Linked DNA regions of Homo sapiens: region 1 is linked to region 2. Evidence: read pairs that join two places in POLR2A ChIA-PET (ENCODE). Cell type or tissue: Panc1. All regions are shown on one strand. Each heading gives the region's core, and the rest is flanking DNA. Links, peaks and the distances in the headings are about the cores only. Region 1 overlaps FBXO17 (F-box protein 17). Region 2 has its middle 11 kb from the start of FBXO27.

What was found. ChIA-PET counts read pairs that join two places held together with the same protein. Peaks named below come from ENCODE experiments on the same cell type or tissue, not always from the same donor. Only the 100,000 strongest peaks of a DNase experiment are listed, where the experiment ranks them.
Region 1: POLR2A ChIA-PET joins it to region 2 with 5 read pairs; 8 of 35 experiments call an interaction of 5 or more read pairs at or near these places.

The regions. Positions count from the first base shown.
Region 1 is chr19:38,952,602-38,967,914 of GRCh38, forward strand. All of the region lies in intron 1 of FBXO17 (F-box protein 17), which reads right to left. Among named protein-coding and RNA genes, the nearest start is that of FBXO17, 15 kb to the right of the region's middle. RefSeq lists a silencer at 208-502. In Panc1, for the core only: no CTCF peak of the experiment used is centred there; no DNase peak of the experiment used is centred there.
Region 2 is chr19:39,034,971-39,051,324 of GRCh38, forward strand. It overlaps the pseudogene LOC124904801. Among named protein-coding and RNA genes, the nearest start is that of FBXO27, 11 kb to the left of the region's middle. In Panc1, for the core only: no CTCF peak of the experiment used is centred there; a DNase peak (open chromatin) is centred at 3,430; H3K4me3 peaks cover 476 bases; H3K27ac peaks cover 1,757 bases.

The DNA of each region.
Region 1 (15,313 bases), core at 1-5,000, 83 kb before region 2:
ATCATGACTCCTCTCTTCTCCCTAATTTTAGCTCTGGGCTCACGGCCGCTCCCGCTGCTCTTAGCATCATTCTCAGTGATTTCTATAACCAGATAGTTCTTCCGCAGCCCCAACCTCTCTGTTCCCTGACCTCTCTCTAGTGACTTTTTCCTTCCCCAACATCTCCCTCTCGTGGTCAAACCCAGACCTTGTTTGAATAACAGCAGCCTCTTCAGAACCTCAATCTCACACTCACTCTCCACCCATCACTTTTTCTTTCCACCTCATTCCCTCCAGTGCCCCACTCGCATGATCCTTCCAACCCACTGTGATCTCCCATCCGTTGTCCCTTTCATATTTTACTCCCCCTCACCCTCCCATGCCCTCATTTCTTCCTTAGCCAGCTTAAATTCCATGGTTAATCATTAAAAACATTCTTGACCTGGCACGCTGGCTCATGCCTGTAATTCCAGCACTTTGGGAGGGCAAGGTGGGAGGACTGCTTGAGGCCAGGAGTTTGAGATCAGCCTGGGCAACACAGCGATACTCCACCTGTACAAAAAATAAAATGAAAAAATTAGCCGGGTGTGGTGGTGCACACCTGTAGTCCCACCTACTCCAGAGGTTAAGGTGGGATGATCGCTGGAGCCCGGGAGTTGGAGGCTGCAGTGAGCTATGATTATGCCACTGTACTCCAGCCTGGGCAACAAAGCGAGACCCTGTCTCTAAATAAAATAAAAAGAATAGCAAAAAAAGTGGGGCTGTAGCTAGAAGGGGAGGTGAAGTCAAGAGAGGGTTTGGGCTGGGCACGGTAGCTCACACCTGTAATCCCAGCACTTTGGGAGGCTGAGGTGGGCAGATCACTTGAGGTCAGTAGTTTGAGACCAGCCTGGCTAACATAGTGAAACCCCATCTCTACTAAAAATACAAAAATTAGCTGGGTGTGGTGGCGCACCTGTAATCCCAGCTACTCGGGAGGCCAAGGCAGGAGAATTGCTTGAACCCAGGAGGCAGAGGTTGCAATGAGCTGAGATCGCACCACTGCACTCCAGCCTGGGCGGCAAAGTGAGACCCTGTCTCAAAACAAAACAAAAACAAAAACAAAAAAAGAGAGAGGGTTTGTTTTGAGATGGGAGACAGGATGCTGTGTGGGCTAACAGGAGATCCAGTGCATGGGGGAAACTGAATGAGCAGCAGAGAGAGGTGAGAACCAGGGACGGTGGCTGGAAGTGGGCGGGAAGGTGGGAGCAGGTGATGGGACAGTCACAGCAGGAGAACGGGTGTGGGCAAGGGTGCAGGTAGGTGGTAGAGGCGGGGGTGGCTGTGGAAGTTCACTTCTCATCTCTTGCATTTTCTCTGCAAAATAAGAAGCCAAGGGAGAGTGAAAGGGGGGGAGGAGGTGTTGGAAAGGATTAGAGGAGAAGGGAAAAGGTGTGAATTAGTTGTCTAGAAGACAGGAGGAAGGAGGGGATCAGAGAAATGTCATATGGCTGCCAGGCAGCATTGGGGTCCGCCTGAGGGTCAAGTTCACAGACTTGAAATTAGCCTGGCCAGGGGGCTGTGTTGTTTTTTAGCTCACTCAAGCTGTGTGGGTGCAGGCACGGCAGAGAGGAAGGCTGGATTTAACCAGGGTCTCATGCAGGAGGAAGCCAAAGTGGGCAAGGGTGTGTGCAGAGAATGTGTTATTTTTTATTTATTTACTTTTTTGAGATGGAGTCTCGATCTGTGGCCTAGGCTGGAGTGCAGTGGCGCGATTTCAGCTCACTGCAACCTCCACCTCCTGGGTTCAAGCGATTCTCCTACCTCAGCCTCCCAAGTAGCTGGGATTACAGGCCTCTGCCACCACGCCTGGCTAATTTTTATATTTTTAGTAGAGACAGGGTTTCACCATGTTGGCCAGGCTGGTCTCGAACTCCCGAACTCAGGTAATCCACCTGCCTCAGCCTCCCAAAGTGCTAGGATTACAGGTGTGAGCCACTGCGCCGGGCCGAGAATGTGTTTTTTTTTTTTTTTTTTGAGACAGAGTTTCACTCTTGTTGCCCAGGCTGGAGTGCAGTGGCGCGATCTCAGCTCACTGCAGCCTTCACCTCCCAGGTTTAAGCAATTCTCCTGCCTCAGCCTCCTGAGTAGCTGGGATTATAGGCGCCCGCCACCACACCTGGCTAATTTTTATATTTTTAGTAGAGACAGGGTTTCACCATGTTGGCCAGGCTGTTCTCAAACTCCTGACCTCAGGTGATCCGCCCACCTCAGCCTCCCAAGGTGTTGGGATTAACAGGCGTGAGCCACTGCGCCTGCCCTGACAATGTGTTATTTTATTATTATTATTATTATTATTATTATTATTATTATTATTATTATTATTTTTGAGACGGAGTCTTGCTCTGTTGCCCAGCCTGGAATGCAGTGGTGCGATGTCGGCTCACTGCAAGCTCCGCCTCCTGGGTTCACGCCATTCTCCTGCCTCAGCCTCCCGGGTAACTGAGACTACAGGCGCCCACCACCATGCCCAGCTAATTTTTTTGTATTTTTAGTAGAGACGGGGTTTCACCATGTTAGCCAGGATGGTCTCGATCTCCTGACCTCATGATCCGCCCGCCTTGGCCTCCCAAAGTGCTGGGATCACAGGCGTGAGCCACTGCAACTGGCCTTTTATTTTTATTTTTGAGACAGGGTCTTGCTTCTTCACTCGGGTGGGAGTGCAGTGGTGTGATCATGGCTCACTGCAGCCTCAACCTCCCAGGCTCAAGTGATCCTCCCACCTCAGCCTCCCAAACTGCTGGGATTAGAGGCATGAGTCACCGCATGCAGCGTCTTTGTTTCTCTTTGTGGTAAAACTTCTCAAAAGAGCTGTCTACCCAGTATTTTCTGCTTCCATTCTTTCTAAAACATTTTCTTTCTTTCTTTTTTTTTTTTTTTTTGAGACAGAGTCTCCCTCTGTCACCCAGACTGGAGTGCAGTGGCACAATCTCAGCTCACTGCAACCTCTGGCTCCCAGGTTCAAGTGATTCTCGTGCCTCAGCCTCCTGATTAGCTGGGACTACAGGTGCGTGCCACCAGGCCCTGCTTATTTTTGTATCGTTAGTAGAGACAGGGTTTCACCATGTTGCCCAGGCTGGTCTTAAACTCTTGGGCTCAAAGGATCCTGCTGCCTTGGCCTCCCAAAGTGCTGGGATTATAGGTGTGAGCCACTGTGCTCGGCTCCAGCTCCACTTCTTGCTATAAATTATATGACCAATGGCAAGTCACTTAATCTCTTTATACCTCAGTTTCCCTTTCTGAAAATGGGGCTGCTAACGGTGCCTCCATCATAGGGCTGTTGTGAGGATGAAATGAGTATTTTAAAGCACTTAGGAAAAGCCCCTGTAGGCTCCTAAATAAGAGTGATATTAATTTAATATTAGTCCAGGCATGGTGGCTCACACCTGTAATCCCAGCACTTTGGGAGGCTTAGGTGAGCGGATCACCTGAGGTCGGGAGTTCAAGACCAGCCTGGGCAACATGGCGAAACCCCATCTCTACAAAAAATACAAAAAGTAGCGGAGCGTGGTGGTGGGCACCTGTAATCCCAGCTACTCAGGAGGCTGAGGCAGGAGAATCACTTGAACCCGGGAGGTGGAGGTTGCAGTGAGCTGAGATCGTGCCTCTGCACTCCAGCCTGGGCGATAGACTGAGACTCTGTCTCAAAAAAAAAAAAAAAAGATGATGTCAGGAATTTTTGCTACATTCATGGACTACTTGCCTGACACAGGCTTATTTCTTTTTTTTAAGTAAAACCTTAATTTGTTTAAAAATGACAATAGCTGACATGAATTGAGCACTTATTGGGCACATGAAGATAACAAGCATTAGATCATTAAAGCCTCTTAACCAAGGGCATCCTCAAAGGAGAGTTTTGCCCATTAAACAAGATGATAGAATTCATGAGCTGATCCAGCTTAAATGCTCAGCACCGTGGCTTAATAAGGGCCAATAAATGCCACTAAATGAAAATGTCACAGCTAAAATAGTTGCTGTCAGCCAGGCACAGTGGCTCATGCCTGTAATCCCAGCATTTTGGGAGGCGGAGGTGGGTGGATCACTTGAGGTCAGGAGTTCAAGACCAGCCTGGCCAACATGGTGAAACCTGTCTCTACTAAAAATACAAAAATTAGCCAGGCATGGTGGTGGGAGCCTGTAATCCCAGCTACTCAGGAGGCTGAGGCAGCAGAATCGCTTGAACCTGGGAGGTGGAGGTTGCAGTGAGCCAAGATCATGCCACTGCACACAGCGAGACTCTGCCTCAAAATAAATAAATAAATAAAATAGTTGCTGTCACTTTTTAAAAATGATGTGTCATAATAATGGCAACTAACATAATTTAGTGTTTCACATTAATTTTTAAAATATTAATATTAATTTTCACAGGTGTGAGCCACCATGCCCAGCCTCTGACATCATCTTTATTCCTACCGCAGAAAGAATGAAGCTGTGGAGACAGACTTTACAAAGACCAAGCTGTGCTTTTCTCCAGGTGGTTCTGAGTTGCATTAATAGTTCACTGAGGCCCGGCGCTTGAACCCGCGAGGTGGAGGTTGCAGCGAGCAGAGATCACATCACTCACTGCACTTCAGCCTGGGTGACAGAGCGACTCTGTCTCAAAAATAAATAAATAAATTCCCTAGGTTTATAAACAAGTCTACCAGTCTGCCTGGCATGGGTGTGATGTGCACCAGAGTTTAGTTTCCTGGAGTTCTTCTTAGGAGGAGTTCTTAGTTCCCACTCTTCTTCTTTTTTGTTTTTTTGAGACGGAGTCTCACTCTGTCGCCCAGGCTGGAGTGCAGTTGCATGATCTCGGCTCACTGCAACCTCCGCCTCCCGGGTTCAAGCGATTCTCTGCCTCAGCCTCCCGGGTAGCTGGGATTACAGGCACCTGCCACCACGCCTGGCTAACTTTTGTATTTTTAGTAGAGACAGGGTTTCACCATGTTGGCCAGGCTGGTCTTGAATGCCTGACCTTGTGATCCGCCCGCCTAGGCCTCCCAAAGTGCTGGGATTACAGACTTGAGCCACTGCGCCCGGCAGTTCCTGTTCTTCTTAGGAGTGTGTTCCCACTGGCAAAAGGAGGATCTCTGGGGCTAGGGGTAGGCCCCTCGCCCAACAAGGGCAGCCAGACTTCACCAAGGAGCAGAGATGTTCAAGAAATGTACTGAATGAGCCCTCAGCTATCCACACAAACCATATTAAATGCTTGTATGGGGCCCCAGTGTGGTGGCTTACGCCTGTAATTCCAGCACTTTGGGAGGTGGAGGCGGGAGGATTGCTTGAGCCCAGGAGTCCAAGACCAGCCTAGGCAACATGACGAAACCCTCTCTCTACAAAAGAAATACAAAAAAATTAGTCAGGCATAGTGTCATGCACCTGTAGTCCCAGCTACTTGGGAGCTGAGGGGAGAAGGATCACCTGAGCCAGGGAGGTTGAGGCTGTGGTGAATCGTGAAGGGGCCACTGTATTCCAGCCCAGGCAATAGAGTGAGATCCTGCCTCAAAAAAAAAAAAAAAAAAGTTTGTGGCCAGTCACAGTGGCTCATGCCTGTAATCTCAGCACTTTGGGAGACCAAGGTGGGTGGATCACCTGAGGTTAGGGGTTTGAGAGCAGCCTAGCCAACATGGTGAAACCCGTCTCTACTAAAAATACAAAATTAGCCAGGTGTGGTGGCATGCTCCTGTAGTCCCAGCTACTTGGGAGACTAGTGGGAGAATCCCTTGAACCCAGGAGGTGGAGATTGTGGTAAGCTGAGATTGTGCCACTGCACTCTAGCCTGGGCAACAAGAGTGAAACTGTCTCAAAAAAAAAAAAAAAAAAAAAAGGAAAGAGGAAAGAAACACGAAAAGTGGCTCAACAGTCAAAGACAGGCTTATTTTGGAGAATAAGCCTGAGAGGGGCTTCTGGCCAATTTTGGGAAAGGTTGAAAAGTACCCACTGCAAGATTGAATGCCAACTACTAGCTGGGTCACAATAGGACAAGTAGGGCCTAGTATTGCCTGCTTCCAGGGTTTTTGGGAGAGTGTGTGTTTGGAGGAAGGTTACTGGCTGTCAGAGTGACCGGGGAATGCTATTGGTACTCAGCTACCCAAAGGGACCCAGGATGCTACTACAGCAGACTGTATTTTTCAAAAGTGGCTATGAGAACATTTCCTATCTGACACGCTTTTTCAGTTCACCACTGCTCGTGAAGCTGTGGGGTCCACATTCCTCCCCTGGGCACGTGCAGGCTTTTGCAACTGCCTCAACTTTCAGAGCACTGCAGAAGGGACATTGCTAAGGGATTTCATTCTCTCTCTCTTTCTCTCTCTTTTTAAGAGACAAAGTCTCACTCTGTCGCCTGGTTGGAGTGTAGTGGCGTGATTATGGCTCACTGAAGCCTCGAACTCCTGGGCTCAAGCGATCCTCCCAACTCAGCCTCCTGAGTAGATGGGACTGCAGACACATGCCACCATGCCCAGCTTCGTTTGTTTTATATTTTTTTTTTCTAGAAGTGAGGGGTCTCCCTATGTTGCCCAGGCTGGTCTCTTCCTGGGCTCAAGTGATCCTGTCGCCTTGGCCTCCCAAAGTGCTGGGATTATAGGTAGGAGCCACTGTGCCCGGCCTGCTAAGGGATTTCTGAGGCTGGATCATAAAAGAGTATGCAGCCTCTGCCTGTCTTTCTTTCTTTCTTTCTTTCTTTTTTTTTTTTTGAGACAGAGTCTTCCTCTGTTGCCCAGGCTGGAGTGCAATGGCCCAATCTCGGCCCACTGCAATCTCCACCTCCTGGATTCAAGCAATTGTCCTGCCTCAGCCTCCAGAGTAGCTGGGATTACAGGCACACGCCACCATGCCTAGCTAATTTTTGTATTTTTTTTTTTTTAGTAGAGACGGGATTTCACCATGTTGGCCAGGCTGGTCTCGAACTCTTGACCTTGTGATCAGCCCACCTTGGCCTCCCAAAGTGCTGGGATTCATTAGGCTGTGCAATTTGTGCACTTTCTATAAAAGGTTTGCTAAAAATGAGCTGGGTACCATGGCTTATGCATGTCATCCCAGCACTTTGGGAGGCTGAGGTGGGAGGATCGCTTGAACCCGGGGGTTCGAGACCAGCCTGGGCAACACAGTGAAACCCCATCTCTAAAAAAGTAAACATTAAAAAATTAGCTGGACCTGGTGGTGTACACTTGTAGTACCACATACTCGGGAGGCTGAGGTGAGAGGATTGCTTGTGGCCAGGAGTTCAAGGGTACAGTGAGCTATGATTGCACTACTGCATTCCAGCCTGGGTGACAGAGTGAGACTCTGTCTCCAAAAACAAACAAATAAAAAACACCACCACCACTACCAAAACAGAACACATACCCAAAACCCTCAACGTTTGCTAAAAATGATGAAAACAAGAAAAACAGATATGGCAGTCCATGGAAAGGAACAAAAAGATGTCCAAAAACTTTCCTCAAAGCCATCAAACAAAAGATGTTACTATTTTAAAATAGAAGAATCTGTGAAAATGATTAAGAGTTAGCTTATAAGTATCTCCTCAGCAGATTCTCAAATTGTATAGTTTTTTTGAGGCCAGAGACCTTTTTATACTGACTGGAAAATTCTGCACAAAAAATACCTCTGTGAATCATGATACCAGTTTGTTTTTGGTCTGTCCAGAGTATAATTTTGCCAGAGTATATTTATAATAAGCCATTATTCCTTTTTTTTTTTTATGGCTCTGGGGACTGGGATCAGCTATGCGGTCCTCACTTAGGGAACTTGTGCCTTTGCCGTCAGATGGTGGATGGGGCTGGGTCATCTGAGGCTTCTTCCATCCTAGTCTAGCAGCTGAAGTGAGGAGACCCGAACAGCTGGCGCTCCTTAGACATTTCTCTCTATTTTCACCTGGTCTGTCCAGCTACTTTCGGAAACAAACCAAATAATATCTTTTTTTTGAGACAGAGTCTCGCTCTGTCCCCCAGGCTAGAGTGCAGTGGCACGATCTCGGCTCACTGTAACCTCCGCCTCCCAGATTCAAGGGATTCTCCTGCCTCAGCCTCTCGAGTAGCTGGGATTACAGGTGCGTGCCACCCACACCGGCTAATTTTTGTATTTTTAGTGAAGACAGGGTTTCACATGTTGGCCAGGCTGGTCTTGAACTCCTGACCTCAGGTGAACCACCTGCCTCGGCCTCCCAAAGTGCTGGGACTACAGGCATGAGCCCCTGCACCCGGCCACTTTTTTTTTTTTTTTGATATGGAGTCTTGCTCTGTCGCCCAGGCTGGAGTGCAACGGCATGATCTCCGCTCACTGCAACCTCCGCCTCCCAAGTTCAAGCAATTCTCCTGCCTCAGCCTTCTGAGTAACTGGGATCACAGGTGCGCACCACCACGCCAGGCTGATTTTTTGTATTTTTAGTAGAGACGGGGTTTCACTGTGTTGGCCAGTCTGGTCTCGAACTCCTGACCTCAAGTGATCCTCCCGCCTTGGCCTCCTAAAGTGTTGGGATTACAGGCGTGAGCCACTGCGCATGGCCCAGATAATATACTTTCATCTTCAAGGTTCATTGTATTGAACGGGTTTTACTAACACAGCAGCAGCCTCAATTAACTGTGTTCATTTTATAAAGTATTATTTTTACTTTATTAGTTAAGTTTTATTAATTGTATCTGTTTAAAATGTAGCAATTTTATTTCAATTGATTTTAAATCTTTTTTTTTTTGAGATGGCGTCTTACTCTGTCACCCAGGCTGGAGTGCAGTAGCATGATCTCAGCTCACTGCAATCTCTTCCTCCCAAGTTCAAGCAATCCTTCCGCCTCAGCTTCCCAAGTAGCTGAGATTACAAGCGTGCGCCACCACACCCAGCTAATTTTTATATTTTCAGTAGTGATGGGATTTCACATGTTAGCTAGGCTGGTCTCAAACTCCTGACCTCAGGTGATCCACCCAACTCGGCCTCCCAAAGTGCTGCGATTACAGGTGTGAGCCACCGCTCCCAGCCGATATGGAACATTTCTATTGCCCCAAAAGGTTTATCCCTTCCCAGCCAACCTCCCTACTCCCACCCAAAGTCAACTACTATTCTGTTTTGTTTTGTTTTGTTTTTGAGACGTAGTATTGCTCTGTCCTCCAGGCTGGAGTGCAGGGGCGCGATTTCGGCTCACTGCAACCTCCGCCTTCCGGGTTCAAGAGATTTTTTCTACTTCAGCCTCCGGAGTAGCTGGGATTACAGGTGCGCACCACCACACCCGGCTAATTTCTGTATTTTTAGTAGAGACAGGGTTTCACCATGTTGGCCAGGCTGGTCTTGAACTCCTGAGCTCAAGTGATCCGCCTGCGTCGGCCTCCCAAAGTGCTGGGATTACAGGCGTGAGCCACCGTGCCCGGCTTCTTTCTGTTACTATAAATTCAATTTTTCTTTTCTATAATTTCACGTAAATGGAATCATATAGAGTGTCGGCTATCAACCTACGACCTCATTGTTCTAAGCTGCGAAACTGGAGTTTGGTTCTAGCCCACCCAGGGACGCTGTTAAAAAAAAAAAAAAAAAAAAAAGCTCCGGGAACGGTGGCTTACGCCTGCCTCCTGCCTGGACAAGAAGAGCGAAACTTCGTCTCAAAAAAAAAAAATAAAAAAAAATAAATAATAATTGGAGTTTGGCCCTTTAAATCTTCTTCCTTTGCTGACTGACATGATGCTAAGTTTTTTTCAGTAGAGGGCGCTGGAGAGACGTTGTAGGAGGAAAGGGTTTGGCTTCCAGTTTCCAGACTTGGCTCCTGCAGGGCAGCTACTCCTGCAGCGAGCATGCTTCTCCAGCCTCTGACTCCTACATGCGTGCGGTTTCTTTAGTGTCAGGAAGTTTCTCTGGCACATGGCTCCTGAAATATGGCAGTCAGCAGCACCCACCTCAGCTGAGACACTTCCCTGTCAGCTGCTCTCCCCACCATCTTACTGAATGGACTTCTGCCGCATTCTACTGGTGCCGCACCATAGGGATGCCTTTGTCCTTCGGTGAGCCATGGCCAAGACTACTCCAGCAAGGTCGGGGTCTCAGCCTGGGGCTCTCATCTTTCTCGGGCTATCTTAGACTTAGGAGGAGTGGCTGCTCCTTGTATCTGCTATTTCTTTCTTTCTTTTTTCTTTTTCTTTCCTTTTTTTTTTGAGATGGAGTCTCTCTCTGTCACCCAGGCTGGAGTGCAGTGGCAAGATCTCGGCTCACCGCAACCTCTGCCTCCTGGGTTCAAACTATTCTCCTGCCTCAGCCTCCTTGAGTAGCTGGGACTACAGGCACACGCCACCACGCCCAGCTACTTTTTGTAGTAGGGACGGGGTTTCACCATGTTGGCCAGGATGGTCTCGATCTCTTGACCTCGTGATCCACCTGCCTTGCCTCCCAAAGTGCTGGGATTACAGGTGTGAGCCATTGTGCCCAGTCTATTTCTACATTCGTTAGCATTCTCTTTATTTCTTAGTAACCAGTTCCTCTTACTCAAATCCCCTATCATAGTTAACAATTCTGTATATTAAACAATCGCTGTTTAAATTACTGTGTGGTTTGTCTCCTGGTTGGATCCTGACTGATACACACAGTATGTGTCTCCTTGTGAAGAAGTCATCTGGGCCAGGCACAGTGGCTCATGCCTGTAATATTCCTTGAGTTGTAGGCATGGCTTAGGGTTATTTGTCCTCTCCTTCAGCATAATGTCCGTGTGATTCACTCATACTTTTTTTTTTTTTTTGAGGCAGGGTCTCACTCTGTTGCCCAGGCTGGAGGGCAGTGGCGCCATCATAGCTCACTGCTGCCATGACCTCCCAGGCTCAAGCAATCCTCCCATCTCAGCCTCCCAAGTAGCTGGGACCACAGGTGCACCCCACCATGCCTGGCTAATTTTTAAATTTTTTTTGAGACAGGGTCTTGCTATGTTGCCCAGGCTAGCCTTGAACTCCTGGGCTCAGCGATCTTCCCAGCTTGGCCTCCCAAATTGCTGGGATTACAGGCATGAGCCACCGCGCTTGGCCCATCCACTTGTTGTGTATCAATCAGTAGTCTATTCCTTTTTATTGCTGGGTAATAGTCCACTGAACACATAATCTACAACCTGTTTATCCACTCAGTATGATGGACATTTGGGTTGTTTCCAGCTTAGGGGTATTATGAATAAGGCTGCTATGAATATTCATGTACAAGTGTTTGTGTGGACATATGTTTTCTTTGCTTTTTTTTTTTGGAGACAGAGTCTTGTTCTATCACCAAGGCTGGAGTGCAGTGGTGCAATCTCGGCTCACTGCAACATCCACCTCCCGGGTTCAAGCAGTTCTCCTGCCTCAGCCTCCCAAGTAGCTGGGATTACAGGTGTGCGCCACCACACCTAGTTAATTTTTGTATTTTTAGTAGAGACAGGGTTTCACCATGTTGGCCAGGCTGGTCTCAAACACCTGACCTCAAGTGATCTGCCTGCCTCGGCTTCCCAAAGTGCTGGGATTGTAAGAGTGAGCCATCGTGTCCAGCCATTTTCATTGCTCTTGAGTAGATACTTAGGAGTAGAATTTTTGAGTCACATGGCAGGTGTATATTTAACGTTACAAGAAAATGCCCAGCAGTTTTCCAGCATGATTGTGCCATCTGCATTCCCAAAAATTCTATATGCATTGCAGTTGCCAGCACCTGGTATTGGTATTGTCAATCTTATAAAAAGTTTACACAGAATGGTTTCCTTTTCATACCTTCAGGATACTTTCCTCTACCCGATTCTCCCTTATTAATTTTTGTTTGTTTGTTTGAGACGGAGTCTCACCCTGTCACCCAGGCTGGAGTGCAGTGGCGTGATCTCGGCTCACTGCAACCTCTGCCTCCCAGGTTCAAGCGATTCTCCTGCCTCAGCCTCCCATCCCTTATTAATTTTTAACTATTTTAGCCAGGCATGGTGGCTTATGCCTGTAATCCCAACATTTTGGGAGAATGAGGCAGGGGGATTGCTTGAGGCCAGGAGTTCCAGACCAGCCTGGGCAACATAGCAAGACCTCCATCTCTACAAAATATAAAATTAACCAGACATGGTTGCAAGCGCCTGTAGTCCCAGCTACTCGGGAGGCTGAGGTGGGAGGAGTGCTTGAGCTCAGGAGGTGGAGGCTGCAGTGAACTATGATCACACCACTGTGCTCCAGCCTGGGTGACAGAGTGAGACCCCATTTCAAAGAAAAAAAGAAAAGAAAAAAAAATTGCATGCAGCCCCTGGGAAGTGTGGATGCTGCTGGTGTTACTGAGTAAAGCCCTCCCCATCTGGCATCCGGGAGTGAGCTCCCAGCACAAAGACTGTTTTTGTCCCTGCTAACATGAACAAGTGCTGTCCACAGAACACAGAGTTCACAGTCATCCATCCAACTTGACCAAGAGGCCAGTGGGAAAGGACTGTATTTATAACAGCCCCAAATGTCATACCAGTGACTTAAAAACAAGCAAACAAAAAACCACAGTCACCCAGCCTCTTGTTTGAAAAAGTGGCGGGATAGCAAGGACCATCAGATGTTTAAGAAAACTAGCAGCCTGAAAGAGAAACATTTAAGTAAACAAGCAGAAGGAAAGTGAACTGACCCCAGAGGAAACAGACAATTCACAGGACCAAAAGAACATGGAGGAAAAGAAAAAACCCTAACTGGTACACTCAGGACTGGCTTCATGGGCATGCAACCTGTGCGTTCACATGTGGCCCACCCTCTTTTCAATGCTCCACTGTGGCCATCTCAACATTCTTTTTCTTTTCTTTTTTTTTTTTGAGATGGAGTCTCTCTCTGTCGCCCAGGCTGGAGTGCATGACACAATCTCAGCTCACTGCAACCTCCGCCTCCTGGGTTCAAGTGATTCTCGTGCCTCAGCCTCCTGAGTAACTGGGACTACAGGCGCCCACCACCACATCTGGCTAATTTTAGTATTTTTATTTTTATTTATTTTTGAGATGGAGTTTTGCTCTTGTTGCCCAGGCTGGAGTGCAACAGAATGATCTCAGCTCACTGCAATCTCCACCTCCTGGGTTCAAGCGGTTCTCCAGCCTCAGCCTCCTGAGTAGCTGGGATTACAGGCACGAACCACCAAGCCAGGCTAATTTTTGTATTTTTAGTAGAGACGAGGTTTCGCCATGTTGGCCAGGCTGGTCTTGAACTCCTGACCTCAGGTGATCCACCCACCTCAGCCTCCCAAAGTGCTGGGATTACAGGCATGAGCCACCATTCCCAGCTAATTTTTATATTTTTAGTAGAGACGGGGTTTCACCATGTTGGGCAGGCTGGTCTTGAACTCCTGACCCCAGGCAATCTGCCCACCTCAGCCTCTCAAAATGCTGGAATTACAGGCATGAGCCGTTGCTCCCAGCCTCAACATTCTTTTTATTTATTTATTTTTATTTATTTATTTATTTTTTGAGATGGAGTCTTACTCTGTCACCCAGGCAGGAGTGCAGTGGCGTGATCTTGGCTCACTGCAACCTCCACTTCTGGGTTCAAGCGATTCTCCTGTCTCAGCCTTCCGAGTAGCTGGGACTACAGGTGCGCACTACCACGCCCGGCTAATTTTTGTATTTTTAGTTGAGACAGGGTTTCACCATGTTAGTCAGGCTGGTCTCGAACTCCTGACCTCAGGTGATCCACCCACCTCGGCTTCCCAAAGTGCTGGGATTACAGGCATGAGCCACCATGCCCGGCCAACATTCTCTTAAATTAAAAATTTTGTGTGTGTGTGTGTGTGTGTGTGTGTGGAGATGGGGTCTCACTATGTTGCCCAGGTTGGTCTCAAACTCCTGGCCTCAAATGATTCTCCCGTCTCAGCCTCCCAAAGTGCTAGGATTACAGGCCTCAGCCACCGAGCCTGGCCTCAACATTCTTAATTATTTCTGAACAAGGGACCTTGCATTTTCATTTTGCAATGGGCCATGCAAATTATGTAGCTAGTCCTGGGAACACTTAGATTTGCAAAGATGTTCTAAACAGAGTAAGAACAGGATACTATAAAAGGAAGAATGTCTACAAGAAGAAAAAGAAATCCAAAGAAATGGATTGGATGAGTTACTAACAGAAAAACGCCTCTTTCAAAATGGAAAAATTAAAGCTATGAGAAATTCTAGGAAAAACATAAAACTGTATCTGTGTTACAGCTATTTGATAAAGTTCACAAAAAAGGAATCCTTTTGACCTGGAGGCTAGGGGCATTCTCTTTACATTGGCTTTACTTACGGGTTTTCTTGGGAAAAAGACTCTTTTCAACAAATGGTGCTGGGACAACTGGAAATCTATATGCAAAAAGATGAATTTAGACTATTACCTCATACCAGAATCAACATGAAATTAATCATACATCTAAATTTAAGAGTTAAAACTATAAAACTTTGAGAAGAAAACAGGAGAAAATCTCATGATCTTGTGTTAAGCAGAGATTTTTTAGATCCAACACCAAAAACTATGATTCATAAAAGAAAAACTGGATAAATTAGACATTATCATAAGTTAAAACTTTTGTACTTGCACATTATATATCTGATAAAGCACTTGTGTATAGAATATATAAATAACTCATAAAACTCAATGAGATAAACCAGTTAAAAAATGGACAAAAGGCCGGGCACAGTGGCTCACGCCTGTAATCCCAGCACTTTGGGAGGCTGAGGCAGGTGGATCACCTGAGGTCAGGAGTTCAAGACCAGCCTGGCCAACATGGTGAAACCCTGTCTCTACTAAAAATACAAAAAATTAGCCTGTAATCCTAGCTACACAAGAGGCTGAGGCCGGAGAATCGCTTGAACCTGGGAGGCAGAGGTTGCAGTGAGCTGAGATCACGCCATCGCACTCCAGCCTGGGCAACAAGAGTGAAACTCCATCTCAAAAAAATAAAAATAAAAAAGAAAGAAAGACAAAAGATTTGAGTAGACATTTCACCAAAGAACATATACAAATGAGTAATGAGCACATGAAATGATGCTCCACTTCATTAGTCATTAGGAAAATGCAATTTTTTTTTTTTTTTGAGATATGGTCTTCTCTGTTGCTCAGGCTGGAGTGCAGTGGCACGATCTTGGCTCACTGCAGCCTCAACCTCCTGGGCTCAAGTGAGTCTCCCATTTCAGCCTCCCAAGTAGCTGGGACTACAGATGCACCCACCACCACATTCAGCTAATTGTTGAATTTTCTATAGAGATGGGTCTTCCTATATTGCCCAGGCTGGTCTTGAACTCCTGGGATCAAGGGATCCTCCTTCCTTGACCTCTCAAAGTGCTGGGATTATGGGCATGAGCCACCATGCCCAGCTGGGAAATGCCAATTAAATTCACAATGAGACACCACTTCATACCCACTAC
Region 2 (16,354 bases), core at 683-5,682:
TGGCTTGAGCCTGGGAGGTTGAGGCTGCAGTGAGCTGTGATCATGCCACTGCACTTCAGCCTGGGCTACACATCGAGACCCTGTCTCAAAAAAAAAAAAAAAAAAAAAAGAAAAAGAAAAAGAAAACAAGTAAAAAAAAGAATGAAACGGTTGTATTAGTGTATACACTTCAAACTAGCCTGTAATGTGCTTCTGTCATGATGAACAGTAAACATAATAAGTGTGTGTGTGTTAAAAAGTGATTAGTGCTGTGAAAAATTAGAGCAGAGAAGGGAAATGGGGCATAACGAGGCTGGGTTGGGTGGATAGGAGAGGGAGACCCTGAATTAGGAGAGATGGATGAACTATTATGCTGGTCTAATTTCTTCTCAATATGTATATTTTCATTTTTAAAATTTTGTTTCAACTGGACACGGTGGCTCACACCTGTATCCCAACACTTTGGGAGGCCGAGGCAGGTGGATCACCTGAGGTCAAGTGTTTGAGACCAGCTTCACCAACATGGTAAAACTCCGTCCCTACTAAAAATACAAAAACCTAGGTGCAGTGGCTTATGCCTGTAATCCCAGCACTGTGGGAGGCCGAGGTGGCAGATCACGAGGCCAGGAGTTCGAGACCAGCCTGGCCAATATGGTGAAACCCCAACTCTACTAAAAATACCAAAAAAAAAAAAAAAAAAAATTAGGTGGGCATGGTGGTGCGCACTTGTAGTCCCAGCTACTCAGGAGGCTAAGGCAGAAGAATCACTTGAACCCAGGAGGCACAGGTTGCAGTGAGCTGAGATCCCACCATTGCACTCCAGCCTGGGCGACAAGAGTGAAAATTTGTCTAAAAAAAACTGTTTATATATATATATTTGAGACCAGGTCTCACTCTGTCGTAGCTCACTTTAGCCTCAAACTCCTGGAGTCAAGCCATCCTCCTGCCTTAGCCTCTGGGGTAGCTGGGACTAAAGGAGAGACAAGGTCTTGCTGTTGCCCAGGGTGGTCTCAAACTCCTGAGCTCAAGTGGTCCTCTCGCCTCCACCTCCCCAAGTGCTGGGATTATAGGCATGAGCAACTGTGCCCACTAAAACTAATATATTAGTTTTAATGTAATATATAAGCAGTGGGAATCTTGTTGATAATGAGATATGATGACTCAAGTATTTGACTTTTTTAAAAACTTTTTTCACTTTGTCATCCAGGCTGGAATGCAATGGCTTGATCTCAAACTCCTGACCTCAGGTGATCCTCCCGCCTTGGCCTCCCAAAGTGCTGGGATTACAGGCATGAACCACTGCACCTGGCCTGATTTTTTTTTTAACAGTTAAAAGGTTTAAAAAGTTTGAGTAGGTTGGCCAGGGACTGTGGCTGATGCCTGTAATCCCAGCACTTTTGGAGGCCGAGGCAGGCAGATCACTTGAGGTCAGGAGTTCGAGACCAGCCTGGCCAACGTGGTGAAACCCCATCTCTACTTAAAATAAAAAAATTAGCTGGGTGTGGTGGCACACACCTATAGTCCCAGCTACTCAGGAGGCTGAGGCAGGAGAATCGCTCAAACCTGGGAAGCGGAGGTTGGAGTAAGTTGAGATTGAGCCACTGCACTGTAACCTGGGTGACAGAGCAAGACTCCATCTCAAAAAAAAAAAAAAAAAAAAAAAAATTCCAAGTAGGTCAAAAGGGCAGATACTGAAAAGTCAGTGTCCTTTTCCAGTCCCTGGTTCTCCTCCCAAGGGCAAGACTCTTGGTGTCCACCCCAAAGACACCACACCCAGACAGGATTCACCCATCTCTCTGAGGGCTGCTACCTGAGAGACTTTATCTGCAAATAAGATGACCTTTGTTCTTAGTGCAGTTCTGCCCTTCACCCTACCTTAGCTTGTCACCACCATGGTCCAGAAGCCTCCTAGCCCCTATCTATTTCTGTATCTCAAAATGCTATTTAAGCTTCAACCATCTGGACCTTCTTTGAATCTCATACTTTGTGGGGTTTCTCTGTGTGTGCACATAATGGATTTGTGTGCCTTTTCTCTAGTTCATTTGTCTACTGTCAAGTTTATTTCAGAGACTCAAATTATCAAGCCTTCAGAGACGGTGGATGGAAAGTTTCACTTGTCCCTTCACTTGTTAAAAATTTTATAAAGTTCTTTTGAGATGAAGTCTCACTCTGTCACCCAGTTTGGAGTGCAGTGGTGTGATCCTGGCTCACTGCAGACTTGACCTCCCAGGCTCAAGCCATCCTCCCACCTCAGCCTCTCAAAGTGCTGGGATTGCAGGCATGAGTCAGGTCACTGCAGCTGTGACCTCCCAGCCTCAAGTGATCCTCCCATCTCAGCCTCTCGAATACATGGGATTATAGGCACAGCTATAGTCCCACCATGTCTGGGTAATTTTAAAATTTTTTTTGCAGAGATGGGGTCTTGCTACAATGTCCATCCAGTCTCATCTCAAACTCTTGGCCTCAAGTGATCCTCCTGCCTTGGTCTCCCAAAGTGCTGGGATTACAGGTGTGAGCCATCACACTGGCCTTGTCCCTATACTTTATAGCCAGAAAAGGGCTGAGGAAAGCAGAAACAGAGAACAAAAAAACGGATTGGCACTTTCAAAATTACCTTCCTTGTAATGGATAAAGCAGAGTTGTTCTTCAGTTCAGCAAACCAGGAAATCTCTTAATTCAGGAGGGCCAGCTGTGGGTTTTATGGAGCTGTTGCTTCAGAGACTCCACACAGAGGGGGAAATGTTCTAGAGATATACCAAACCCCCTGGGGATTCCAAATCATCAGGCCCACATTTGTAACAAACTCCCAGAAGATGCCAAAGCCTATGCTCCCAGGACGAAGCATTGAGTAGCTGAATCTTACAGGAATCAAGCCAAACATCCCTTGCATGTTGATACACATTTTTTTTTTTTTGAGATGGAGTCTCGTTCTGTTGCCCAGGCTGGAGTGCAGTGGCACGATCTCGGCTCACTGCAACCTCCGCCTCCTGGCTTCAAGTGATTCTCCTTCCTCAGCCTCCCGAGTAGCTGGGATTGCAGGCACACGCCACCAGGCTCTGCTAACTTAAATTTCTCTCCTTTTATTTCCCCTTTACCTTATAGTTAGGGCATTTTGGAGCTAGGTTTTATTATCTAAGTGTTTCATTTCAAGGTAAGAAATTATTTGCTATACATCGGGAGCACTGGCTCTGATGAGGTTGAGCAACACTGATGCAAAGCAAACGTGAGTGGGGGCTGCAGTCTTCTCTCTCTGCTAGGGGTGTGGGTGGGAAGCTGGGGAAAGTCCTGCTGGTCCAGTTTGCAGAAGTAGAAATGTCATGGACCTCCGGGAACAGAGAAGTGGGCTGCACGACTAATTCCAAGGGTGTTAGAGGTTCCACCAATGCGGCTTTCTGGACTACAGCTCTCCCTGGAGGCCATTGTTAACAGGATTAGAGTGAGGTAGGAGGCGGGACTCGACTCCAGAGGCGTGGCTTGGACACCAGATCAGACTGAGGACTTGGTAGAACAGGGCGGTGGAGGACAGCAGGAGGGTGGGAAGCAGTTTTATTTATTTATGTATTTATTTATTTATTTGAGATGGAGTCTCGCTCTGTTGCCGGGCTGGAGTTGGTCGGCTCACTGCAACCTCCGCCTCCCAGGTTCAAGCGATTTTCCTACCTCAGCCCCTCGAGTAGCTGGGACTACAGTCATGTGCCACCACGCTCGGCTAATTTTTTGTGTTTTTAGTAGAGACTGGGTTTCACCGTGTTAGCCAGGATGGTCTCCATCTCCTGACCTCGCAATTCGCCCGCCTCAGCCTCCCAAAGTTATGGGATTACAGGCGCGAGCCACGGCGCCCGGCCAGCTTTCTATTATTATTATTATTATTATTATTATTATTATTATTATTATTATTAAGACAGAGTCTTGCTCTGTCGGCCAGGCTGGAGTGCAGTGGTACAAGCTCAGCTCACTCCAACCTCTGCCTCCCAGGTGCAAGCGATTCTCCTGCCTCAGCCTCCCGAGTAGCTGGGATTACAGGCGCACCCCACCACACCTGCCTAATTTTGTATTTTTAGTAGAGACGGGGTTTCACCATGTTGGCCAGGCTGGTCTCGAACTCCAGACCTCAGGTGATCCACTCACCTGGGCCTCCCAAAGTGCTGGGATTACAGGTGTGAGCCACTGCGCTCAGCCGGAAACGGCTTTCTATGAGACAGGCCCACCAGTGTGCCATGTCAATTTACTATCGCCATGGCAACACCACGAGTTACTGCCCCTTTCCACAGCAATGACCCAATGATTACTCCTCCTTCCCTAGAAATTTCTGCATGAAACGCCCCTTAATCTGCATGCAAAATTAAAAGTGGGTATAAATATGACTGTGGAACTGCCCTGGGCTGCTACTGCCTGCCTATGAATAGCCCTGCTCTGCAGTAGCGACCACCGAGCTGTGACACTGCCACTTCAATAAAGCTGTTTCTTCTACCTCTGGATTGCCCTTGAATTCTTTCCTGGGTAGGCCGGGCGTAGTGGCTCATGCCTTATTCCCAGCACTTTGGGAGGCTGAAGGGGAGGTGGATCATTTGAGGTCAGGAGTTTGAGACCAGCCTGGCCAACATGGCGAAACCCCATCTCTACTAAACATACAAAAATTAGCCAGGCATGGTGGTGCACACCTGTAGTCCCAGCTACTCAGGAGGCTGAGACAGGAGAATCGCTTGAACCCAGGAGATGGAGGTTACAGTAAGCCGAGATGGCGTCACACTGCACTCCAGCCTGGTTGACAGAGCAAGACTCCATCTCAAAAAAAAAAAAGAAAAAGAAAACCTTGACAAATAGAGCCAGGGAACGCCATAAAGACAGAGTTCTCATGTTTATACGCCTGATAACAAAAATGATTACAAAAGACTCTACAGAAACCATAAACTTGCCCAAAGGGCATTACAACTTTACACAAAAAATGGTTCTACAAAGCCCTCCGTGGAAGAGCTGCCTGTCTGACCTCGAACGGGCATCACCCTCGATTTTGATCTTTGTAGTCAAGGATAATTATTTCAAAACAATTATGTACTCCTCATTTTTTCTTGTAAGAGCCTTTGTCTTCCTTTACCTTCCTGAATCTGCACATAGTTCACTATGGCATGCAGATTCTCATTGCAGTGCTGTATTCCCAAACAAACATCTTTTCTCTCTTTTTTTTTGAGATGGAATCTGGCTCTGTTGCCCAGGCTGGAGTGCAGTGGCGCAATCTCGGCTCACTGCAACCTTTGCCTCCCCAGTTCAAGTGATTCTCCTGCCTTGGCCTCCTGAGTGGCTGGGATTACAGGCGCCCACCACCACACCCAACTATTTTTTTTTGTATTTTTAGTAGAGATGGGATTTCACCATGTTGATCAGGCTAGTCTTGAACTCCTGACCTCAGGTGATCCGCCCACCTCAGCCTCCCAAAGTGCTGGGATTACAGGTGTGAGCCAACGTGCCTGGTGCAAACATCTCTTCTTTTATAGAACCTCTCTCTGTTTGTTAATTAGGTTCACACTGCAGCCTCAATCTCCCTGGGCTCAGGTGATCCTCCAGCTGAGCCTCCCAAGTACCTGGAACTATAGGTGTGCACCACCATGCCTAGCTAAGTTTTTTATTTTTTGCAGAGACAAAGTTTTGCTATGTTGCCCAGGCTGGTCTTGAACTCCTGGGCTCAAGTGTTCTGTCTGCTTTGGCCTTCTAAATTGCTAGGATATAGGCATGAGTCACTGTGCCCAGCTAGCTTCTTTTTCTCTTCTTCTTCTTTTTCTTGTGATGGAGACTCGCTCTGTCTCCCAGGCTGGAGTTCAGTGGCATGATCTCAGCTCACTACAACCTCTACCTCCTGGGTTCAAGAGATTTTCCTGCCTCAGCCTCCCAAGTAGCTGGGATTATAGGCACCCACCACCGTGCTGGGCTAATTTTCGTATTTTTAGTAGAGATGCGGTTTCACCATGTTGGCCAGAGTGGTCTCAAACTCCTGACCTCAAGTGACCCACTCACCTCAGCCTCCCAAAGTGCTGGGATTACAGGCATGAGCCACCATGCCCAGCTCCAGCTGGCTTCTTATAATTATAAAAACTAAATATTTTGGAGTCTATTAATACACGAAAATTATGGGAAAACATGTTTGTAAAGTTATTAAATGATTTTCGTTTATAAAATACTCATATGTGACAGGCAATGCAATATTTCTTGCTTCCCAGGTTTTCACTAAAATTTAAGGTTACTGTATTAGTCCGTTCTCAAGTTGCTATGAATAAATACCCAAGACTGGATAATTTATAAAGGAAAGAGGTTTAATTGACTCACAGTTCTTCAGCATGGCTGGGCAGGCCTCAAGAAACTTACAATCATGGCAAAAGGGGAATCAACATGCCCCTCTTCACAGGGCAGCAGGAGAGAGAAGTGCTGAGCAAAAGGGGAAAAGCCCCTTATAAAACCATCAGGTCTTGGCCAGGCGTGGTGGCTCATGGCTGTAATCCCAGCACTTTGGGAGGCCGAGGCAGGCAGATCACTTGAGGTCAGGAGTTCGAGACCAACCTGGCCAACATGGTGAAACCCTGTCCCTATTAAAAATACAAAAATGAGCCAGGCATGGTGGGACACACCTGTAATCCCAGCTACTTGGGAGGCTGAGGCAGGAGAATTGCTTGAACCCAGGAGACAGAGGTTGCAGTGAGCCAAGACTTTGCCATTGCACTACAGCCTGGGTAACAGGTGATAGAGCCAGACTCCTCCAAAAACAACAGCAACAACAACAAAAGGTGAAAGCATTTGCTTTTTCTCCTCACTTGATTCCTCCAAAATCTGGAAACTCTTCGTGAGTATTCTTATTTTTATTTACATAAGTTCAGAAAAAGTCTGCCCTTTCTTTATAAGCAAGATATAATAGAAAACACTGGCTATATCACCAAGGCTTTGACTGAAGTGTCATATTTTATTTTAATTAATTAATTAATTAATTTATTTATTGAGACCAAGTTTCACTCTGTTGCCCAGGCTGGAGTGCAGTGGCACGATCTCAGCTCACTGCAACCTCTGCCTCCCAGGTTCAAGTGATTGTCCTGCCTTAGCCTCCCGAGTGCTGGGATCACTGGTGTGCACCACCATGCCCAGCTAATTTTTTTTTTTTTTTGTATTTTTAGTAGAGACAGGGTTTCACCATGTTGGCCAGGCTGGTCTCGAGCTCCTGACCTCAGATGATCCACTCACCTTGGCCTCCCAGAGTGCTGTGGTTACAGGTGTGAGCCACCATGCCTGGCCTGAAGTATTATATTTTAAAATATACATAAATGCCTGGCTTCAAGAGTTCCCAGTCTTACAATGAATGAGTAAAAATGGCCCCTTTCTGGCAGGCCCAAGAACCTTAAGAACCTGTTGGTAAAATCTAAAGTCTGCCTTGGTTTGGCTTCTGAGCCTCAAGAGGTTTCTAAATCTGAGATTCCTATATGATAAATGTGGAGAGAAAAAGTTACATTTCTAAAGAAAAACTATAATATACCTATTAATAGATTGCAGCCCTGTGCACTGTTTTTAAGTTCTTGTTATCTACCTATAGACTGGACGAGTTCCTGAATTCTCCTGACTTCCTCCAATATATTGCTACAACTCTCTGACTAAAAGCAACGGCTGGATGGGCGAGGTGGCTCACGCCTGTAATCCCAGCGTTTTGGGAGGCCGAGGTGGGCAGATCACTTGATATTGGGAGTTCGAGACCAGCCTGGCCAACACAGTGAAACCCCATCTCTAATAAAAATACAAAAATTACCCAGGCTTGGTGGCATGTACCTGTAGACCCAGCTATTCGGGAGGCTGAGACACGAGAACTGCTTGAACCTGGAAGGTGGAGGTTGCAGTGAGCTGAGATTGCGCTGCTGCACTCCAGCCTGGGTAACAGAAAAAATTCTGTCTAAATAAATAAATAAATAAAGTAAAAGCTGCTCTGTTTCCAAAGCCCTATACGCTGAAATGAGACCAATTTTAAGGAACAAACTTTGTGCCCAATGTATGGGCCACACAAAAGCTCACCAAACTGTCTGACATCATGACCAAAGACACACAAAGTGAAAATCAGAAGTTGATGTTTTCACACTGCAGACAGCTTTTCCCAAGACATTTGGAAGAAGACTAACTCATAATAAGATTTGTACCCCCTCAATGCTATCTTTTTCATTTGGCAGGATAATGATGTAGTTGAAATTTCATGACCAATAGCTTCCATTGGCAACTTAACAAAACCTAACTTAAGAAATCCTTTAGTATCCATTGGTTAACTAAGACATGTCTGCGCTATTGCTAATACTACATGCTGTACCTGTAGTACAGGCCAGTTCTTCCGGGAAAAGTTGAGATCCATATACATAAAAGAAGAAAACAGATCACTTGGTTACAGTTGGTCTCACCTAATTTCCTAAGGCCTTTTGATTCATTCAATTCATTCTGTAAGCCTATGAAGTTGTCTGAAAGCATTATGAAGAGTGGAATTTTCATATTACTACTAATTTTACTTTGTATTTCTCCATTTTAAAACCCTGTATGTGTAATTCGAGCACTTTGTGGGGCTGAGGTGGGAAGATTGCCTGAGGCCAGGAGTTCGAGACCAGCTTAAGCGACACAGCCAGGCCCCATCGCTAGAAAGAAAAAAGAAAATTAGCTAGGTATAGTGGCATGGGCCTGTAGTCCTGGCTACCTGGCAGGTGAGCAGGAGGATCACTTGGGCCCAGGAGTTGGATGCTGCAGTGAGCTAGGATCATACCACTGCACTCCAGCTTGGGCAACAAAGCAAGATCCTGTGTCTAAAAAACAAAACACAAAACCAAACAAAACAACTTTGTATGTTGTTAAATTTTTGCATTAAGTACAACTCCTAACAAAATAATGTTGGCCTAACATTTTGAGATGTTAATAAAAGACTACAGAACAGATAAAACTGAACTTAATAACGGACACCATGAAAACTTAGTCTGAGAGCCACTCCCGTCACACTTCCCTTGTTGTTCAAATATGTTGTTTTTTTCAGTTCCTTCTCAGGCTTTAGATTAAAAGGGTTTTGAGGCTGGGCGCAGTGGCTCATGTCTGTAATCCCAGCACTTTGGGAGGCCGAAGCGGGCGGACCGCTTGAGGTCAGGAGTTCGAGACCAGCCTGGCCAACATGGTGAAACCCCATCTCTACTAAAATTGCAAAAATTAGCCAGGTGTGGTGATGTGCTCCTGTAATCCCAGCTACACAAGGCTGAGGCAGGAGCATCGCTTGAACCTGGGTGATGGAGGTTGCAGTGAGCCAAGATTACGCGACTGTACTCCAGCCTGGGCGACAGAGTGAGTGAGACTGTCTCAAAAAAAGAAAAAAAAAAAAAGGAGAGGGGTTGATAGGGTTTTGATACTGACTTCTAGACACCAGTCACTCCCCCACAATATGCATTGAGATCAGCAATTGGGACAGGTACATCACAGCATCAAGATACATCAAAACCCAAATACAGGATGATCAATCAGTGATGCTTTTGGAGAAAGATCTTAATCAAAAAGGGGAAAGGTGAAAGTTGTCAGAGTCACTATGGAGTCACTAATATTAAGAAAACCCTGAAAAACAGAGCTGGGGAAGGCCATGAAGAGAGGGTTCTCACACTTGTGTGGCTGATTATAAAACTATCACAAAAGACTGCAAAAACCACAACCTTGGCCAGGCACAGAGGCTCACATCTGTAATGCCAGCACTTTGGGAGGCTGAGGAGGGAAGATTGCTTGAGGCCAGGAGTTTGAGACCAGCCTGAGCAAAATAGCAAGACCCCCTGTCTACAAAAAAATATAAAAATCAGCCAGGCATGGTGGCATGTGCCTGTAGTCTCAGCTAGAGGCGAGAGGATTGCTTGAGCCCAGAAGGTTGAGGCTGCTGTGAGCCAAGATCATGCTACTGCACTCCTGCCTGGGCAAAAGAGCAAGACTCTGTCTCAAAACACAAAACAAAAAGCACATAAAACAATGCTATACAGTGTAATAATTTTGGAACAACAATATGTAGAAAAAGGAGAAAATAACCCAATGTATATCATTTATGGGAGAGGAGAGTCTTCCCAGCAAGGCTGAGCTGACCTTTGAAGCAAGAACAGATGAGGCAGAAGGAAATAAGGACTTTTGAAGTCATTAGTTCTGCCCATCAAATATTTCCAGCTGGCAGCAGGATGCGGTGGTGTGTGCCTGTAATTCCAGGTACTTGGGAGGCTGAGGCAAGGGGATCACTTGAGCCTGTGAGTTCGAGACCAGCCTCAGTAACATAGCAAGACCCCATTAAAAAAAAAAAAAAAGGAAAAAAGAAATCAGAAGTAGAAAGTCAGGTGCAGTGGCTCACTCCTGCAATCCCTGCACTTTGGGAGGCCAAAGCGGGTAGATCACCTAAGGTCAGGAGTTTGAGACCAGCCTGGCCAACACGGTGAGACCCCGTCTCTACTAAAATACAAAACTTAGCCAGGTGTGGTGGCAGGCGCCTGTAATCCCAGCTACTTGGGAGGCTGAGGCAGGAGAATCGCTTGAACCCAGGAGGCAGAGGTTGCAGTGAGCCTAGATCATGCCATTGCACTCCAGCCCGGGTGACAAGAGCGAGACTCCATCTCAAAAAAAAAAAAAAAAATTTCTTCCTGAATTAAACGTGGGCTGTCACCTTTATTCCCATAGCCAGGCAATGATTTCCTGACATGGCCCGTAACTGTCCTCACGTGGCAGCCCCACACAGAAGCTAGTTAAAATGAAACCATGGCCCTGCGAGGAAGTGCCATCCTCCCTCACATTCCACAAGCATTTGCTGAGCACCAGCTTTTTGCCAGGCTTTGGGTTAGGCACTGGGGACACAACAGTGAAAGAGAGGGGTAAAATGTCTGCTATCCAGGAACTGATGTTCTATAGCATAAAACAGGCAGTAAGGAAGGATGTAAATAAGTAGAACCTACAAGGGTGGTAAGTGCTATGGAGGCAGAAAGCAAACTAAGCCAGGGAGGTGGTAGGAAGAGGGGGAGGGAGTTGTAAGTTTCAGGCAGGGCACCCAGGGAAGGCCTCTCTGAGAAGCTGACGTTTGAGCTGAGATCTGGCGGGGATAAAGGATTAAGCCAGACTGAGGTAGGAGACCAGCAGGACTTGTTTTCTGGTCACAATCTTGCTGACCAAAACAGGATCTGGTCCAGACGGGATGAAGTAAAGAAACTGGCAGGAACCAGCCGACCCCTAGGCAGCAATCCCTAGCTGCTCTCATTGTCTATTAGCATAAGACACTCCCACCAGAGCATGACAGTTTACAAATGCCATGGCAACGACCTGGAAGTTACCGCCCCTTTTCTACCAGGAAGTTATCTCCCATTTCACACAGTTCTAAATGACCCACCCTCTCAATTTGCATTAACCCACCCCCTAATTTGCATGTAACTGAAAGTGGGTAGAAGTGAGTGTAAATAGTTGCCAACAGCTCATATGTTGTCTACTCTGGGTGCACTGCCTATGAGCCGGTTCTGTTCTGCAAGGAGCAGCACTGTTCTATGAAAGATTGTTGTCAAACACCACGGGCTCATCCTTGAATTCCTTCCTGGGTGAAGACAAGAACCCTCCCAGGCTAAGCCCCAATTTTGATGCTTTCCTGTCCAGCATCAAGATCACTATCTGGGGAAGGAGTGCTCTTAGAATAGAGAACAGCAAGTGCAAAGCCCATGAGGCAGGAGCAAGGGACAAGAAGGCCATGGGGCTAGAGCCAAGGGGAGATTGGTAGGAAATGCACTTTGAGAGGTGATGGGGGCAGACTGTGGGGGCTTTGTGGTCTGTGGTAGGAACTTACTTTTCCTCTGAGTGAGATGCAGCCATGGGAGGGTTTGAAGTAGGGATGTTATCTGATTCAGGCATTGTGATATTGTGATTTACAATAAGATATATGTACAATTGGCTGGGCGTGGTGGCTCGGTGGGAGGCCGAGGCAGAAGGATCGCTTGAGGTCAGGAGTTCAAGACCAGCCTGGCCAACATCGTAAAACTCCGTCTCTACTAAAAATACAAAAATTAGCTGGACATGGTGGTGTGCACCTGTAGTCCCAGCTACTCGAGAGGCTGAGGCAGGCGAATTGCTTGAACCTGGGAGGTGGAGGTTTCAGTGAGCTGAGATCATGCCTCTGCACTCCAGCCTGGGTGACAGAGCTAGACTCCATCTCAAGAAAAAAAAAAAAAAAAAGAAACATCCTTATCATATCTTGCTGGACAAAAGTCCAAGGAACACCATGATGATATCCTACTGGAACAAGGGCCAGAACTGCCTTATCATGGGAGCGTCTTATCAATATCCTGCTGGGCAGCAAGCCATACTGCCCAGACCCCTCCCACCCATACCTATAAATTGCCCCAGCCTGTAAGCAGTGATGGGCTCTGGCATTAGGCTGGTCCCCCACTTCTGTAAGTTTTATGCTGGACATAAAGCCTGTATTTGATGTCCAGCCCCCCCTTCTTTCTGTGTATCTTTCTTTAACCCTCACCATCGCTTCAAAACCTAACAAAGACGGGTTCTCACTATTTTGCCGAGGCTGGTCTTGAACTCCTGAGCTCAGCCGATCCTCCTGCCTTGGCCTCCCAAAGTGCTAGGATTACAGCAGTGAGCCACAGCACCTGGCCTGAAATTTTTTTAATTAATTAATTATTTTGTAGAGCCACGATCTTGCTATGTTGCCCAGGCTGGTCTCAAACTCCTGACCTCAAGTGAGCCGCCCGTCTTGGCCTTCCTAAGTGCTGGGATTACAGGCATGAGCCACCACACCCAGTGAGTGTCAGAACTGAACTGAATGAGAAAACACCCAAGTGGTGTCTGCTGTCAAATTGCTTGGTGTGGGACAGAAAACCCCCCTATACACCCAGAGTCCCTGAAGTATTCTGTGTTGTGAGAATACAGCAGGAGAAACTGGATTTGTTTTTCTTGTGTGGGGGGACAGGAGGAAGTAAGGAACAGAGAAAGAAGGATGCTGCTCAGAGACAGGTGAGACAGGAGGGTGGACCAGCCCAGGACCGGGGCATAGGAGCCAGGAGAAGTGGCTAATTCTGGATAGATTTGAGGGTGCCCACAGGATTTGCTGAAGAATTGGGCATGGGATGCTGGGCCACACAGAACACGTTCAGGATATCAGGCGATGTTTTTTGTGAAGTCCTTGTCTATAGAAACAGTTTGATTGAAAGATGTGGCCAGGTGTGGTGACTCACGCCTGTAATCCCAGCACTTTGGGAGGATGAGGTGGGAGGATCCTTTCAGGTCAGGAGCTTGAGACCAGCCTGGGCAACATGTAGAGAGCCCATCTCTATTTTTTTAAAAAAGGGAAAAAGCAATTTAATTTCTTTTTTCTTTTTTGACTAGAGACAGGGTTTAGCCATGTTGCCCAGGCTAGTCTGGAACTTCTGGGCTCCAGGGATCTGCCCACCTTGGCTTCCCAAAGTGCTGGGATTACCAGCACCCTAAAAAAAGGAAAATTTTAAAAAAAGAAAAATTTGTTACAAAATTCATGGACCTAAGTGAGGTATAGTGATTTATCAGTGATAGAGAATAATGCACAGAGAAGAGGTACTTAGGTATTTGCTTTTTGTTGAACCCACCACCGTGAAATCCACCAAAGCGTCCAGGTACCATCTCCTCATGTCCCTTTTTTGTCATCCTGTGTCATTTTGGGCTAATTTAATATCCCTCAGCATGCAAAAGAGGCAGCATTGCTGTTACACTCAACATCCTTGCTTCTGCTGATCTTTTTTTTTTTTTGAGACAGAGTCTTGCTCTGTCGCCCGGCTGGAGTGCAGTGGTGTGATCTTGGCTCACTGCAACCTCCGCCTCCTGGGTTCAAGTGATTCTCCTGCCTCAGCCTCCCAAGTAGCTGGGACTATAGGCATGCGCCACCATGCCCGCTAATTTTGGTATTTTTAGTAGAGACGGGGTTTCACCATGTTGACCAGGATGGTCTCGAACTCCTGACCTCAGGTGATCTGTCCACCTCAGCCTCCCAAAGTGCTGGGATTACAGGTATGAGCCACCGCGCCTGGCCACCTCTGCTGATCTCTATGGCTATCTGTTTAACACTGGTCACATCGTTCCTCATGACACTGCCCCAGGAGGCTGCTTCATCTGTTGTGACATCCATGAATACCGGCTTCTGGTGACTTCGTCAGAGGTTTTCTTGGGCTGAGTGGATGACAAACACAAATGCCAATGCCAATCTTTATTCTTCTTGTCAGACAGTAATGTGCTGATGTCATAAGAAGGCTTAAAAGGGAGGCGCATTGTATTACTCCGTTTTCACGCTGCTGATAAAGACACACCTGAGACTGGGTAATTTATAAAGAAAAAGAGGTTTAATGGACTGACAGTTCCAAGTGTCTGGGGAGGCCTCACAATCATGGTGGAAGGCAAAGAGCACGTCTTATATGGCAGCAGAGAAGAGAGAGAATAAGAACCAAGTGAAAGGGGAGAAACCCTTACAAAACCATCAGATCCGCCGGGCACGGTGGCTCACGCCTGTAATCCCAGCACTTTGGGAGGCCGAGGCGGGCGGATCACGAGGTCAGAAGATCGAGATCATCCTGGCAAACACAGTGAAACCCCGTCTCTACTAAAAATACAAAAAAATTAGCTGGGCGTGGTGGTAGGCGCCTGTAGTCCCAGCTGCTAGGGAGGCTGAGGCAGGAGAATGGCGTGAACCCGGGAGGCAGAGCTTGCAGTGAGCTGAGATCGCGCCACTGCACTCCAGCCTGGGTGAAAGAGCGAGACTCCATCTCAAAAAAAAAAAAAAAACCCATCAGATCTCGTGAAACTTATGCACTACCAAGAGAACAGTATGGGAGAAACCGCCTCGATGATTCCATCATCTCCCACTGGGTCCCTCCCACAACACATGGGAATCATGGGAGCTACAATTCAAGATGAGATTTGGGTGGGGACACAGCCAAACCATTTCACGCATCTCACTTAAGAGCATGAAAACCCAATCATCAAGTTTACGAACTACAAAAGGATCAAATGCAAGTCTTTTATTTATTTATTTATTTATTTATTTATTTTTGAGATGGAGTTTTACTCTGTCACCCAGACTGGAGTGCAGTGGCACGATCTTGGCTCACTGCAACCTCTGCCTCCCGGGTTCAAACAATTCTTCTGCCTCAGTGTCTTTTAAAAATTTTTCAAATATTTTTTAGCAGTGGTGAGGTCTTGTTCTGTTGCCCAGGCCGGCCTCGAACTTCTGGTCTCAAGCAATCCTCCAGCCTCTGCCTCCCAAAGTACTGGGATTACAGACGTGAGCCACTGCACCCAGCCAAAAGCAAGTTTTTGTTTGTTTGTTTGTTTGTCTGTTTGTTTTCTGAGACAGAGTCTCGCTCTGTCACCAGGCTGGAGTGCAGTGGTGTGATCTCGGCTCACTGCAACCTCTGCCTCCCAGGTTCAAGTGATTCTCCTGCCTCAGCCTCCCATGTAGCTGGGATTACAGGCGTGCACCACCACGCCCGGCTAATTTTGTATTCTTAGTAGAGATGGGGTTTCACCATGTTGGCCAGATTGGTCTCAAACTCTTGACCTCATGGTCTACCTGCCTCGGCCTCTCAAAGTGCTGGGATTACAGGTGTGAGCCACCGCGCCTGGCCCCAAAAAGTTTTAACCAGAGTAATGTGAGCAAGAACTTTTCTGGTCATGTTAAATGATCATATTTGGAATTTCCTGGTGGAAATGTAGAACCACACACCTTCCACCCAAGTCTGTCTTTAGGCCACCATCCCCGCATTCAAAAAGCCTTTTTTTTCTTTTTTTTTTAGACAGGGTTTCACTCTGTCACCCAGGCGGAGCGATCGCAGTTCACCTAAGCCTTGGCCTCCCAGGTTTAAGCAATTCTTTCACCTCAGCCTCCCGAGTAGCTGAGACTGCAGGTGCATGCCACCACGCCTGGCTAATTTTTCTGTATTTTTAGTAGACATGGCGTTTCCCTGTGTTGGCCAGGCTGGTCTCAAACTCCTGACCTGAAGTGATCCACCTGCCTCGGCCTCCCAAAGTGCTGGGATTACAGGCATGAGCCACCACACCCAGCCAAGATTTTTAAAACTTTTTACAATTTTATTTTTAGAGCTGAGGTCTCACTATGTCACGCAGGCTGATCTCAAACTCCTGGGCTCAAGCGATCCTCTTGCCTCAGCCTCCCAAAGTGCTGGGATTACAGGCGTGAGCCATCGTGCCTGGCCCCTAGAGTCCTTCAACACTGACCTTGTCTTAGCCTTCAATATCCCTGCAACCTGTGAGAATAAGCAAAGCAAATACAGTGACCACGTGTCTGTCCCTCCTGGAGCCCAGCTGTAGCTGACCGGAGAGCATCGGGTGCCCATCATGTTGT